Regions from separate parts of the Homo sapiens genome. Here region 1 is linked to region 2. The links are chromatin contacts, found by Hi-C or POLR2A ChIA-PET in ENCODE. All regions are on one chromosome and are shown on one strand. The core of a region is the stretch at or near the end of the contact, and the rest is flanking DNA. Distances in the headings are between cores, read along the strand shown.

The links. Hi-C counts contacts between places; a loop is a spot of excess contacts on that map. ChIA-PET counts read pairs that join two places held with the same protein, here RNA polymerase II (POLR2A).
Region 1: a loop to region 2 is called in a map of Caco-2, with 10 times the contacts of the local background. The contact joins the enhancer-like site here to the promoter of ZNF503 in region 2. A Hi-C loop is called at or near these places in 1 of 168 maps with a recorded cell type or tissue (Caco-2). POLR2A ChIA-PET finds 5 or more read pairs at or near these places in 2 of 52 experiments (A549 and HepG2).

Annotation. Positions count from the first base shown.
Region 1 is chr10:76,144,932-76,151,842 of GRCh38, reverse strand. The region is part of intron 5 of LRMDA (leucine rich melanocyte differentiation associated); the gene reads right to left. Among named protein-coding and RNA genes, the nearest start is that of MIR606, 600 kb to the right of the region's middle. RefSeq lists an enhancer at 1,393-2,301. Within about 2 kb of position 1,647, at least 7 of the 41 ENCODE cell types and tissues checked have a DNase peak (open chromatin) inside an H3K27ac peak, as active enhancers do.
Region 2 is chr10:75,397,552-75,403,726 of GRCh38, reverse strand. ZNF503 (zinc finger protein 503) reads left to right here and starts at 1,963. Exons shown (of 2, transcript NM_032772.6): 1 at 1,963-2,622; 2 at 3,353-5,897. The coding sequence starts at 2,308. The coding sequence ends at 4,978. It overlaps ZNF503-AS2 (ZNF503 antisense RNA 2), which reads right to left and starts at 2,199. Exons shown (of 2, transcript NR_024421.1): 1 at 1,466-2,199. It overlaps LOC124902461, which reads right to left. Exons shown (of 1, transcript XM_047426122.1): 1 at 5,470-6,175. RefSeq lists an enhancer at 2,461-2,961.

The sequences.
Region 1 (6,911 bases), core at 398-2,897, 750 kb before region 2:
AGAAACAAATCTTTTGCTTGTAGATAATATGACTGTCTACTTAAGAAATGCAAACTAGTAAATAAACAAAAGTTAAGTTAGGATGTTGTGTATAATATGAAAACAAAAAATTGCTTTTTCATGTATCAGCAGGAAAAAATGCAATTCAAAAATAAAATTTACAACAACAACAAAAAATACTTTTCTCTTGTTAACCTATCTTTTGGCAATCTAATTTACAGGGCCCTGGCCAATGAGCCTAGAATGGGTAGAGGGAAATATATTTTTTTCCTCCCCCACACATAAAATAAATATCTGTTTGGCCCCTGATATGTGCCAGGCGACGATCAAGAGCTAAGTGCAAAGGATACAAGAGGTTTACATTCTAGTATCAAACAGACAAGAAATACAAACAAATACGATTATTTCAAATAGCGACAGATGCCTTGGAGGGGAAAAAAAAACTGGGTAATGGAATAGAGGTAACTGAGGGATGGCTGTGGGCTTAGGCAACTGCTTTAGAAAACGTGGTCGGGGAGACCTCTTTCAGAAGAACAGTAGCAAGCCGCATAACTGTTTAATAAGCTGATATAGCTGTACCTAAAATAGTTGGCTCCACAAAATGTCCAACAGCAAAGGAAAATCAGGATCCTACTGGAGGGTGTAAAAGTCACCAAAAGCTGACAACGAAGATCTTCACAGGAAATGTACACAGGAAATGTAAACATATAGGTTGGAGGAGCCCCCTTGAGCCCTACGTCTGAAGCTGCCACCCCTGCCTGTGCCTGCTCAGGTCTGGATGACCCAGCTGGGTGTTCAGAGGTGCATACAGGGCGCTTGGATTCTGCTGCCCGGCTGGGTCTTAATGGAGAGCCTCTATTAATTATCTGAGCACTGGCATCACTCCCCTGGACTCAAAGCTAAATAAAGCCACCCCAGTTGCTTGGCCGCAAGCTCTCGAAGGTTTAAACAAAACTGCGTCTCAGTGGATGCAGCATTTGGCGCTTATCTAAAAGTTTTAACGTCTTTTCGCAGTTAATAATTAGCTCTGCCTTGGTCCTCACAAAGGGTGCCACCAAAACAAAAGCAGACGTTAAGTGTGTTCGCTATCCTTGCCACCGGTATAAATAGGCAAAGGGATGATTAATGAATGGGGGGGATTTAAACACAACAGTGAACAAAGACAAAGGCCCAAGGCTCGATCGACTGCCCACAAACTGAGACAGGCTGTATCCAGAGAGAAGCTGCAGAAAGCCACACACACAAACATCCGCTTAATGGACAGGTTGTGAAGACTTCATTTAACCTTGCGTTATGACAGCCGTAGTGTTTTATTAACATTCTGACATGTTAAGGGGCCAGGGTCAGCGGAGGCAAAACCATGCATTGCTGAGGGAGTTTCCTGGCAGGGGAGGGGAAGGCACATTTTTGTGTGGGTGACCGAAAGAAAACAGAGCAGGTCCAAGCACATTCCACAACACCCTTCAGGCCCCCTTTGTGAGGTGGGGCTAGAGCCACATTTTAAAAGAGTTGTTTGGATGTCAAACAAAGCAGATGAGGCACCCACACGCATGCCCAGCCTTTGACAAGGCCTGTCCACGCCTCAGAGTGGCCACATTAGAACCTGGGCTAGGCTTTAGCACTGACTCATAAAGAAGGCTGCTCAGAGGCATCTGCCACAGAAGTGTGTAGCGCGGAGGGGCTTTTGGCAGCCATTTGCAGACACAGGAGGGTTTGCCGCTGGTTGGCAGCCTTTAGTTAGTTCTAAGAGGAAACTTCCCCCCAAGGAGACAGCAGTAGCCCAGTGTGTTTGACCAGCTGGATTTTGAGCTTCTGGCTAGAGATGAGCCTGTGGGAAGCAGCAAATGGCCAAACCCTAGGGAGCCCTGGTTGGTCCACCTCTCTCTTTATAACCTTTCTTCTCCCTCCCAGGGCTTCCCCTCATCAACCAGGTGCCCATTCCCACAGGCTCTGTTTCCAACCAGGTGTCTGATGGGGAAGGATCTGATCAATTAATCCCTGTGGAAGATTTAGGTGATAATGAGCTTAAAGGCTCTCCCCACCCCCTCCAGGGACATTTGCATTTTAATGGAAGACTCCAACAGACCCAAAGGCATTCAAGAACTATAGCAGTGAAACAGTAATTGTGGAGTTTTAGGCTCTAAGGGAGGCCAGAACAGAGATATTTATGGGCTTGAGGAGCTTCCTGGTCTCCCCACAGTCACACTACGGAGACCCCTGCCAAAATTTGTAGGCTTTTATTTCATCTTTTCTCTGCCTACATTACTTAGGTATTGGAAATATCACCTGAGAAAATGGAGGCCAAATGCTTTAAAGAAACACCCAAAAGAATGTGATGATTATGATTTACTAAATGACAAAAATGTAGACCAGAGCATACTCTCTGTGATCAACACCCTTAAATAACAGATGAGGAAATGGAAACACTGAAAAATGAGGTTTTCATGTGAGTCACTCAGCCAATCACTTACAGAGCTAGGACCAGGCACTGACTCTCCTGATTCAAGACCAAGGCTTTTTCTACTGCACTGTAAGAATGACTTCTCTTCCGTCCTCACAGCACATCCTAATCACTCCTTGACTGCTGCATTACAGATGATCATATTATTTAATTTGTGTTTTATAGCTTTACAGTAATCTACTGCTTTGTTAGTGCAAAGGAGATACAGAATTCCAGTTCTGGAAAAATCACCTAAGGGAAGATGAACATTCAAACCAAAATTCTAGGGGATACCACTTTACACCCACTTAATTGTCCTCAAAAATAATAAATTGGACAATAAGAAGTGCTGGAGAAAATGTATATACACAGAAACTCTACTATTTTGCTGGTGGGAATGTTAAACTAGAACAACTGTTTGGAAAACAGATTGGTATTTTCTAGTAAAGTTAAAAGTATGCATAACTAAAGACTCAGCGACTCTATTCCAAGAGAAACTCTAGGTCATGTGCACCAGGAGATGCTTGTAGGCCTGTTCAAAATAAGCAACAGTAAAGATAATAACGGAGGAGCCAAGATGGCCGAAAAGGAACACCTCCGATCTACAGCTCCGAGCGTGAGCAACACAGAAGATGGGTGATTTCTGCATTTCCAACTGAGGTACCGGGTTCATCTCACTGGGGAGTGCCAGAGAGTAGGTGCAGGACAGTGGGTGCAGCGCACTGTGCACGAGCAGTAGCAGGGGAAGGCATCGCCTCACCCAGGAAGTGCAAGGGGTCAGGGAATTCCCTTTCCTAGTCAAAGAAAGGGGTGACAGATGGCACCTAGAAAATCGGGTCACTCCCACCCTAATACTGTGCTTTTCCAATGGGCTTAAAAAATGGCACACCAGGAGATTATATCCCACACATGGCTCGGAGGGTCCTATGCCCACCGTGTGTCGCTCATTGCTAGCACAGCAGTCTGAGATCAAACTGCAAGGCGGCAGCGAGGTTGGGGGAGGGGTTCCCGCCATTGCCCAGTTAGTTGTTTGATTAGGTAAACAAAGCAGCCGGGAAGCTAGAACTGGGTGGAGCTCACCACAGCTCAAGGAGGCCTGCCTGCCTCTGTAGGCTCCACCTCTGGGGGCAGGGCACAGACAAACAAAAAGATAGCAGTAACCTCTGCAGACTTAAATGTCCCTCTCTGACAGCTTTGAAGAGAGTAGTGGTTCTCCCAGCACGCAGCTTGAGATCTGAGAACAGACAGACTGCCTCCTCAAGTGGGTCCCTGACTTCCGAGTAGCCTAACGGGGAGGCACCCCCCAGTAGGGGCAGACTGACACCTCACACGGCCGGGTACTCCTCTGAGACAAAACTTCCAGAGGAACAACCAGGCAGCAGCATTTGCAGTTCACCAATATCCGCTGTTCTGCAGCCACCACTGGTGATACCCAGGCAAACAGGGTCTAGAGTGGACCTCTAGCAAACTCCAACAGACCTGCAGCTGAGGGTCCAGTCTGTTAGAAGGAAAACTAACAAACAGAAAGGACATCCACACAAAAAGTGCATCTGTACGTCACCATCATCAAAGACCAAAGGTAGATAAAACCACAAAGATGGGAAAAAAACAGACCAGAAAAACTGGAAACTCTAAAAAGCAGAGTGCCTCTCCTCCTCCGAAGGAACGCAGCTCCTCACCAGCAACGGAACAAAGCTGGATGGAGAATGACTTTGACGAGTTGAGAGAAGAAGGCTTCAGACGATCAAACTACTCTGAGCTACAGGAGGAAATTCGAACCAATAGCAAAGAAGTTAAAAGTTTTGAAAAAAAATTAGACGAATGGATAACTAGAATAACCAATGCAGAGAAGTCCTTAAAGGACCTGATGGAGCTGAAAACCAAGGCACGAGAGCTACGTGACGAATGCAGAAGCCTCAGTAGCCGATGCCATCAACTGGAAGAAAGGGTATCAGTGATGGAAGATGAAATGAATGAAATGAAGCGAGAAGAGAAGTTTAGAGAAAAAAGAATAAAAAGAAATGAACAAAGCCTCCAAGAAATATGGGACTATGTGAAAAGACCAAATCTACGTCTGATTGGTGTACCTGAAAGTGACGGGGAGAATGGAACCAAGTTGGAAAACACTCTGCAGGATATTATCCAGGAGAACTTCCCCAATCTAGCAAGGCAGGCCAACATTCAGATTCAGGAAATACAGAGAACGCCACAAAGATACTCCTCAAGAGGAGCAACTCCAAGACACATAATTGTCAGATTCACCAAAGTTGAAATGAAGGAAAAAACGTTAAGGGCAGCCAGAGAGAAAGGTCGGGTTACCCACAAAGGGAAGCCCATCAGACTAACAGCGGATCTCTCAGCAGAAACTCTGCAAGCCAGAAGAGAGTGGGGACCAATATTCAACATTCTTAAGAAAAGAATTTTCAACCCAGAATTTCATATCCTGCCAAACTAAGCTTCATAAGTGAAGGAGAAATAAAATACTTTACAGACAAGCAAATGCTGAGAGATTTTGTCACCAGCAGGCCTGCCCTAAATGAGCTCCTGAAGGAAGCACTAAACATGGAAAGGAACGACCGGTACCAGCCACTGCAAAAACATGCCAAATTGTAAAGACTATCAAGGCTAGGAAGAAACTGCATCAACTAACAAGCAAAATAACCAGCTAACATCATAATGACAGGATCAAATTCACACATAACAATATTAACTTTAAATGTAAATGGGCTAAAAGCTCCAATTAAAAGACACAGACTGGCAAATTGGATAGTCAAGACCCATCGGTGTGCTGCATTCAGGAAACCCATCTCACGTGCAGAGACATATAGGCTCAAAATAAAGGGATGGAGGAAGATCTACCAAGCAAATGGAAAACAAAAAAAGGCAGTGGTTGCAATCCTAGTCTCTGATAAAACAGACTTTAAACCAACAAAGATAAAAAGAGACAAAGAAGGCCATTACATAATGGTAAAGGGATCAATTCAACAAGAAGAGCTAACTATCCTAAATATATATGCACCCAATACAGGAGCACCCAGATTCATATAGCAAGTCCTGAGTGACCTACAAAGAGACTTAGACTCCCACACATTAATAATGGGAGACTTTAACACCCCACTGTCAACATTAGACAGATCAACGAGACAGAAAGTCAACAAGGATACCCAGGAATTGATCTCAGCTCTGCACCAAGTGGACCTAATAGAAATCTACAGAACTCTCCACCCCAAATCAACGGAATATACATTCTTTTCAGCACCACACCACACCTACTCCAAAATTGACCACATAGTTGGAAGTAAAGCACTCCTCAGCAAATGTAAAAGAACAGAAATTATAACAAACTGTCTCTCAGACCACAGTGCAATCAAACTAGAACTCAGGATTAAGAAACTCACTCAAAACCGCTCAACTACATGGAAACTGAACAACCTGCTCCTGAATGACTACTGGGTACATAACAAAATGAAGGCAGAAATAAAGATGTTCTTTGAAACCAATGAGAACAAAGACACAACATACCAGAATCTCTGGGACACATTCAAAGCAGTGTGTAGAGGGAAATTTATAGCACTAAATGCCCACAAGAGAAACCAGGAAAGATCTAAAAGTGACACCCTAACATCACAATTAAAAGAACTAGAAAAGCAAGACCAAACACATTCAAAAGCTAGCAGAAGGCAAGAAATAACTAAGATCAGAGCAGAACTGAAGGAAATAGAGACACAAAAATACCTTCAAAAAATTAATGAATCCAGGAGCTGGTTTTTCGAAAAGATCAACAAAACTGATAGACTGTTAGCAAGACTACTAAAGAAGAAAAGAGAGAAGAATCAAATAGACGCAATAAAAAATGACAAAGGGGATATCACCACCGATCCCACAGAAATACAAACTACTATCAGAGAATACTATAAACACCTCTACGCAAATAAACTAGAAAATCTAGAAGAAATAGATAAATTCCTTGACACATACACCCTCCCAAGACTAAACCAGAAAGAAGTTGAATCTCTTAATAGACCAAAAACAGGCTCTGAAATTGAGGCAATAATCAATAGCTTACCAACCAAAAAAAGTCCAGGACCAGATGGATTCACAGCCAAATTCTACCAGAGGTGAAAAGAGGAGCTGGTACCATTCCTTCTGAAACTATTCCAATCAATAGAAAAAGAGGGAATCCTCCCTAACTCATTTTATGAGGCCAGCCTCATCCTGATACCAAAGTCTGGCAGAGACAACCAAAAAAGAGAATTTTAGACCAATATCCTTGACGAACATTGATGCAAAAATTCTCAATAAAATACTGGCAAACCGAATCCAGCAGCACATCAAAAAGCTTATCCTCCATGATCAACTGGGCTTCATCCCTGGATGCAAGGCTGGTTCAACATATGCAAATCAATAAATGTAATCCAGCATATAAACAGAACCAAAGACAAAAACCACAGGATTATCTCAATAGATGCAG
Region 2 (6,175 bases), core at 714-3,213:
TCGTTCCGAGGAAGGGGGTGTGTCCTCCTCCCCACCCCCTCTAATTTCTGCGAGTTCCTGGAGGAGACCCTCGAACCCGCTCCGGACGCTATCAGAGCCCCGATAACTCACGCAGCGCCACAGGCATGCATACACACTGGGCATCCAGGTCCAGGTACCCGGTGGCACGCACAGCGCCTCCCCTTTTCTTCCCAAACAACCCGAGTGACGGTGCAAATCGAGGGGAACGCGGCAGTCCCGCTCCGCTTCCCTGGAAGAACCCGCGTTCCCACAGGCAGCCGCCCCCTCCCTCTCTCGCTCCTTCCCTCGGCTCTCCTAGCGCAGCTCATTCCGACTCGGCGTTCCAATAAATTCGAGAGAGCAGCCCCGAGTTACCCTGGCTCCCCAGCCTGCGGGGATGGCGGCAGGTGGGAGAAGGTCGGGGAGGGGGCATGAGTGAGCCTGAGATGTTTCTTCCCCCATACACCCATGGCCAGGCCTCTTCTTCGCAGCCTCTTAGCCCTGCTTACGACCCGAGGGGGTCAAAGAATTGAGGCGAGGTTTGCCCCACCATTGACCTCCAGGACTAGAAGTTCCTTGGTGGTGTGGCTCTTAGAAGTCTCCGAGTTTGGGGTTAGGGAACTACAGAGGGTGGCAGCCTGACCTCCGCACGCAACACGCCCCGCGAGGACTCGCGGCGGCGGGGTGGGGTGGCGGGAAATCTCCCGTGTTAGAAGTTGCCGCCGCTGGTCTCGGGTACCCGGAGCCGCGCCCGAACTCCGCGACCCCAACAGACCGAGGCTCCCAGAGGTGGAAGGGCGTCTCTCCGACACCGAGAGGGCAGGCGCACACTCCAGGCCTGCGCGCCCCTCTCGGCGCCCTGGGCGCACCTGCGCACTTTACTCTCGCTATTCATTTTCCTGACACCGTGCGCCTCTTTCATTCTTTTTCTTAGAGCCCCCACCCCACCCCCATCCCAGGAGGCCGCTCCTCTTTTCCCCTCCTCCAGTTCCCTCTCAATCTCCTCCTTCCTCTCCGTCTCTCTCTCCCTCTCTCTTTTTCCCTTCAAGTCGCACCCGCCTTGTAATCAGCAACAAAAGCTGACATAAATCACGGGAGGATTGACAAGAGCTGACAAATAACTGATTGATTGCGGTCGAGGAACATTGACAATTGATGGAGGGGTGGAGATGCCCAAAGAAGGGGGGGAGGGAGGAAAACAGGGTGGGAGAGTAAGAATGGGGGGTTGGGGGACAGACTGAGGGTGAAACAGAGGAAACATGTGACCCCCGCTGCTGCCCCAATCTACGCGTCCCCGGGCGTCACGTGGCCGGGAAGGGCGGAGAGCCCAGCGCTCCTCGCGGTGTTGAGCCGCCGCCGCTGCGACTGCCCATCTAGCTTCTGGTTTCTCCGCCGCGGAATCTGAGGAAATTAGAGCGGGCGGGCGGGCTTCTTCCAGCTCCGGCTCCCCACCTTGCCTTCTTACCCTGGTGGCTGCGCTGCGCCGCGCGGGATCTCGATTACTGCGAAGGAAAAAACACTGGGTGTGCAGGTTCCCTTCGCCCCTGGAGTTGACAGTCCGGCCGGTGTCCACACTCCCACCGGTGCTCCTTCTGGACACCCCCCGCAGTCTGTTCCTCACGCGCACCCCCCTTCAAAAGAAGGTTTCAGTTTATTTTCGAGCTGGGGAAAGGAAGAACGACGAGGAGGAAAAAAGAGGGAGGCGGCGGATGGCAAACGTAGAATAAATGTCCATCTCGTCCTCCCAGCGAAATCGAGGGAGGGGACACACAGGGGGGCGGCGAAGAGGGAGCTGCCCATTAAAACCGGCACTGAGAGTCCTGGCAGCGGCGGCGGCGGCGGCGCGGGACGCGTCACATCCCCTTGACCCTCCAATCACCTCGGGCTCCCATTTGATTGGAAGGCGGCAAAGGCTTTAATCTCCCCCTTGGTGCAGCTGCTTTTGAAGTGAGTTTCCTCGCCAGAGCCCCGGCTGGACACGCAGCGGCTCGCATCGCAGAGCGCAGCGCCGGCGCGGGGCCGCGAGAACGCAGCGCAGGGGAGCAGCCCGAGGCGGACACCGCGAGCCGCCCGGCACTCCCGCAGTCCAGCCGGCTCCTCTAGCCCGGCCACGGCTCCGCTGCGGGCCACCCAGGATTACTCGCGTCTGGCTCCAGGCGCCGAGAAGGCGCGCTGGGCGCCCGTGGCCGCCGCGCCAGCTCCTCCTCCTCCCGCTGCTCCTGCTCCCGGGGCGAGCGCGCAGCCCCGAGCCCGCCCCGCGCCTCCCGGAGCCCTCCCCCCCGCTGCTCCCATGCGCGCGGGTGGGTCATGAGCACAGCGCCCTCGCTTTCTGCCCTAAGAAGCAGTAAGCACAGCGGCGGCGGCGGCGGCGGAGGCGGAGGCGGCGGTGCAGACCCTGCCTGGACCAGCGCGCTCTCTGGAAATAGCTCCGGCCCCGGCCCAGGCTCGTCCCCGGCCGGCAGCACCAAGCCTTTTGTGCACGCCGTGCCCCCCTCTGACCCCCTGCGCCAGGCCAACCGCCTGCCAATCAAGGTGCTGAAGATGCTGACGGCACGAACTGGCCACATTTTGCACCCCGAGTACCTGCAGCCCCTGCCTTCCACGCCGGTCAGCCCCATCGAGGTAAGGACCCTCTCTCTGGATCGCACTGGGACCACTACCCTGGCTGCCACCCTAGGGCTTTCTTTTTCTCGGGATCTGGGCGGAGGTGGGGGGGTCGGAGTGATTCAGCTCCCGAATGGGGGAAGAGGCTACTGCTTCCGTACCTCAAAACTAGGGCGGAAAAGGGGGAGGAAGTGGAATGGGGCGTGCATGCTAGGGAGCAAGGCTGCCAATACTTGTTTCTCCTTTCGATATGAAAGCCCCTACCCCGACCCAGGCCCCTTCACTCGGCACCGAAGGCAGGCGGAGGTCTGAAATACGGTTCCAAAGTCGCCGTCCTTCGTATCCGCAGAAGCCAGTGTGTGCACACAGCCTCTGAGGCGCCAGCCGCCCGAGCCCTTACTCTGAAGAATTAAGGAGTGTTTGTGGGGAGGGGGTACAGTTCTGGGTCTAGGAACCGAAAACCAAAACATTTTGCTCTTTAAAAATCTAGTTAGCGCTCAGAGAGGGCAGGAAAGATGCTGCTGGGGGTGGTGGTTGGGCGGGGGGAGCAATCTGCTGCCTTTCCCAACGGCGAGAATGTTTGTGAGTGGGTGTTGAAGAGGGGGTGCCGCCTAGAATTGCGCCTTGGGGCTGGGAGGATCTTCGTGGGCTGTTGCGGAGAGGCATTTGAACCCCAGAAGCCAGGATTCTAAAGGGTTTCCACTTCTTTCTCTGTGTGACGCTCCCCCCCCATCGTCTGACCCCGCAGCTCGATGCCAAGAAGAGCCCGCTGGCGCTGTTGGCGCAAACATGTTCGCAGATCGGGAAGCCCGACCCCTCGCCCTCCTCCAAACTCTCCTCGGTTGCCTCCAACGGGGGCGGCGCGGGCGGTGCCGGCGGCGGTGCTGCGGGCGACAAGGACACCAAATCGGGCCCCCTGAAGCTGAGCGACATCGGCGTGGAGGACAAGTCGAGTTTCAAGCCGTACTCCAAACCCGGCTCGGATAAGAAGGAGCCGGGAGGCGGCGGTGGAGGCGGTGGCGGTGGCGGGGGCGGCGGCGGGGGTGTTTCGTCGGAGAAGTCGGGATTCCGGGTACCGAGCGCCACCTGCCAGCCATTCACGCCCAGGACAGGCAGCCCGAGCTCCAGCGCCTCGGCCTGCTCGCCGGGAGGTATGCTGTCCTCGGCCGGGGGTGCCCCGGAGGGCAAGGACGACAAGAAAGACACCGACGTGGGCGGCGGTGGCAAGGGCACCGGGGGCGCCTCGGCCGAAGGGGGACCCACGGGGCTGGCACACGGCCGGATTAGCTGCGGCGGCGGGATTAATGTGGATGTGAACCAGCATCCGGATGGGGGCCCGGGAGGCAAGGCTCTGGGCTCGGACTGCGGCGGTTCATCGGGCTCCAGCTCCGGCTCCGGCCCCAGCGCGCCCACCTCCTCCTCAGTGTTGGGCTCTGGGCTGGTGGCTCCCGTGTCACCCTACAAGCCGGGCCAGACAGTGTTCCCTCTGCCTCCCGCGGGTATGACCTACCCAGGCAGCCTGGCCGGGGCCTACGCCGGCTACCCGCCCCAGTTCCTGCCACACGGCGTGGCACTTGACCCCACCAAGCCGGGCAGCCTGGTGGGGGCGCAGCTGGCGGCGGCCGCGGCCGGGTCTCTGGGCTGCAGTAAGCCGGCCGGCTCCAGCCCTTTGGCCGGAGCGTCTCCGCCGTCCGTGATGACAGCCAGTTTGTGCCGGGACCCTTACTGCCTCAGCTACCACTGCGCTAGCCACCTGGCAGGGGCGGCGGCCGCCAGCGCTTCTTGCGCACATGATCCGGCTGCTGCGGCTGCGGCGCTGAAGTCCGGATACCCGCTGGTGTACCCCACGCACCCGCTGCACGGTGTGCACTCCTCGCTAACGGCCGCCGCGGCTGCTGGCGCCACACCGCCCTCCCTGGCCGGCCACCCCCTCTACCCCTACGGCTTTATGCTCCCTAACGACCCACTCCCCCACATCTGCAACTGGGTGTCGGCCAACGGGCCGTGCGACAAGCGCTTCGCCACGTCCGAAGAGCTGCTGAGCCACTTGCGGACCCATACGGCATTTCCCGGGACAGACAAACTGCTGTCGGGCTACCCCAGCTCGTCGTCTCTGGCCAGCGCTGCCGCGGCCGCCATGGCTTGCCACATGCACATCCCCACCTCGGGCGCACCGGGCAGCCCTGGGACGCTGGCGCTGCGCAGCCCCCACCACGCGCTGGGACTCAGCAGCCGCTACCACCCCTACTCCAAGAGCCCGCTTCCCACGCCTGGCGCCCCCGTGCCGGTGCCCGCCGCCACCGGACCGTACTACTCCCCCTACGCCCTCTACGGACAGAGACTGACCACCGCCTCGGCGCTGGGGTATCAGTGAGGGCGGCCGGGAGGGCGAGCGAGGGAGAGGAGGGAGAGGGGGAGGGGAGGAGTCCAGGGAGAGGCGGGATCACGGCCCAGGCTGCTGACACCCGCGCGTGGGGAGGACTCGGGCCACGAAAGGAAAGAAATGTATACCGTATCTATCTACCCGACAGCAGCGACCGAGACCCGGTGGGACACTCCCCTTCTCCCCACTTTCACCTCCCCACCCAAACTTTATAAAAGTTGAAAAAATATCATTTGACTTTTTATAGAAAAAAAAAGGAAAAAATAATTGAGAAAGTGTTCATCTGAGGACTGCATCGGTGGACACTGGTATTTATTTATGTTAGCTCCAAGCGGACCGGTGGTTCAAAAGTGCATTATTTAGTTTGAGCTCTGTAGGTAAAAAGGAGGTGGGAAAAATTTTAAAACTTGAGGGTAAAAATGTGGAAAACAAACCCTCCCATCCCTTGTAGATTATAAATAAAAGCAAAACCGCCACAGAACTAGAGGTCTTCTCTTTAATGTTACTTTAAAATTGCTATGATTGTATTGTACGTTATTTAATGTCTGATTGAAACACAAATTTACATGCATGTTTGTTACAAAAAAAATGAAAAAAAAAGTCACAATTTGTCAGCTCTGATTTCAAATTGCAATTATTTTTAAGGTGTATACCATCGAAGAGAATGGGTATTTTTTTGTATGTATTCTGGAAGAAAACAACAAAAAAAAAAAGAAAAAGAAAAAATTCTATTCCAAAACCTCATTTGCCTTATTTTGTTCTTTAAAAGGAACACTTAACTATTTTTAATTTTTAAGTCCACCCGCTGAGAAGGGGACAAGGTTTACGTCATGTACTAAAATAATAGACAATGTATCGCTTTAAAGATTAAAATTCCGTATATTTGATGTATTAAAGGGTTTTACTTCTTCTTCTTATCTTTTTTATTTTGGTTAAAGAGAGCATGGCAGTTTCGGCCGCAGTGGGTTCCGGGGCCTCACTGCTACTCCTTCTTCCCGGGACCGTGGCTGAATTTCCGATCGCTTTGTTGTGATTTTCTGGGAGGCAAAGGCGTCGGAAGGGGCTACCAGCCGCGAAGTTGGCCTTGGGGAACATATTTTTAGAGGATATTTCACCATTTGGAAAATAGTGTCCTCCGCTATCTATCATTTCGTTTTTATTTCAATTTTCTCTTGGCAGCTGGCTTGT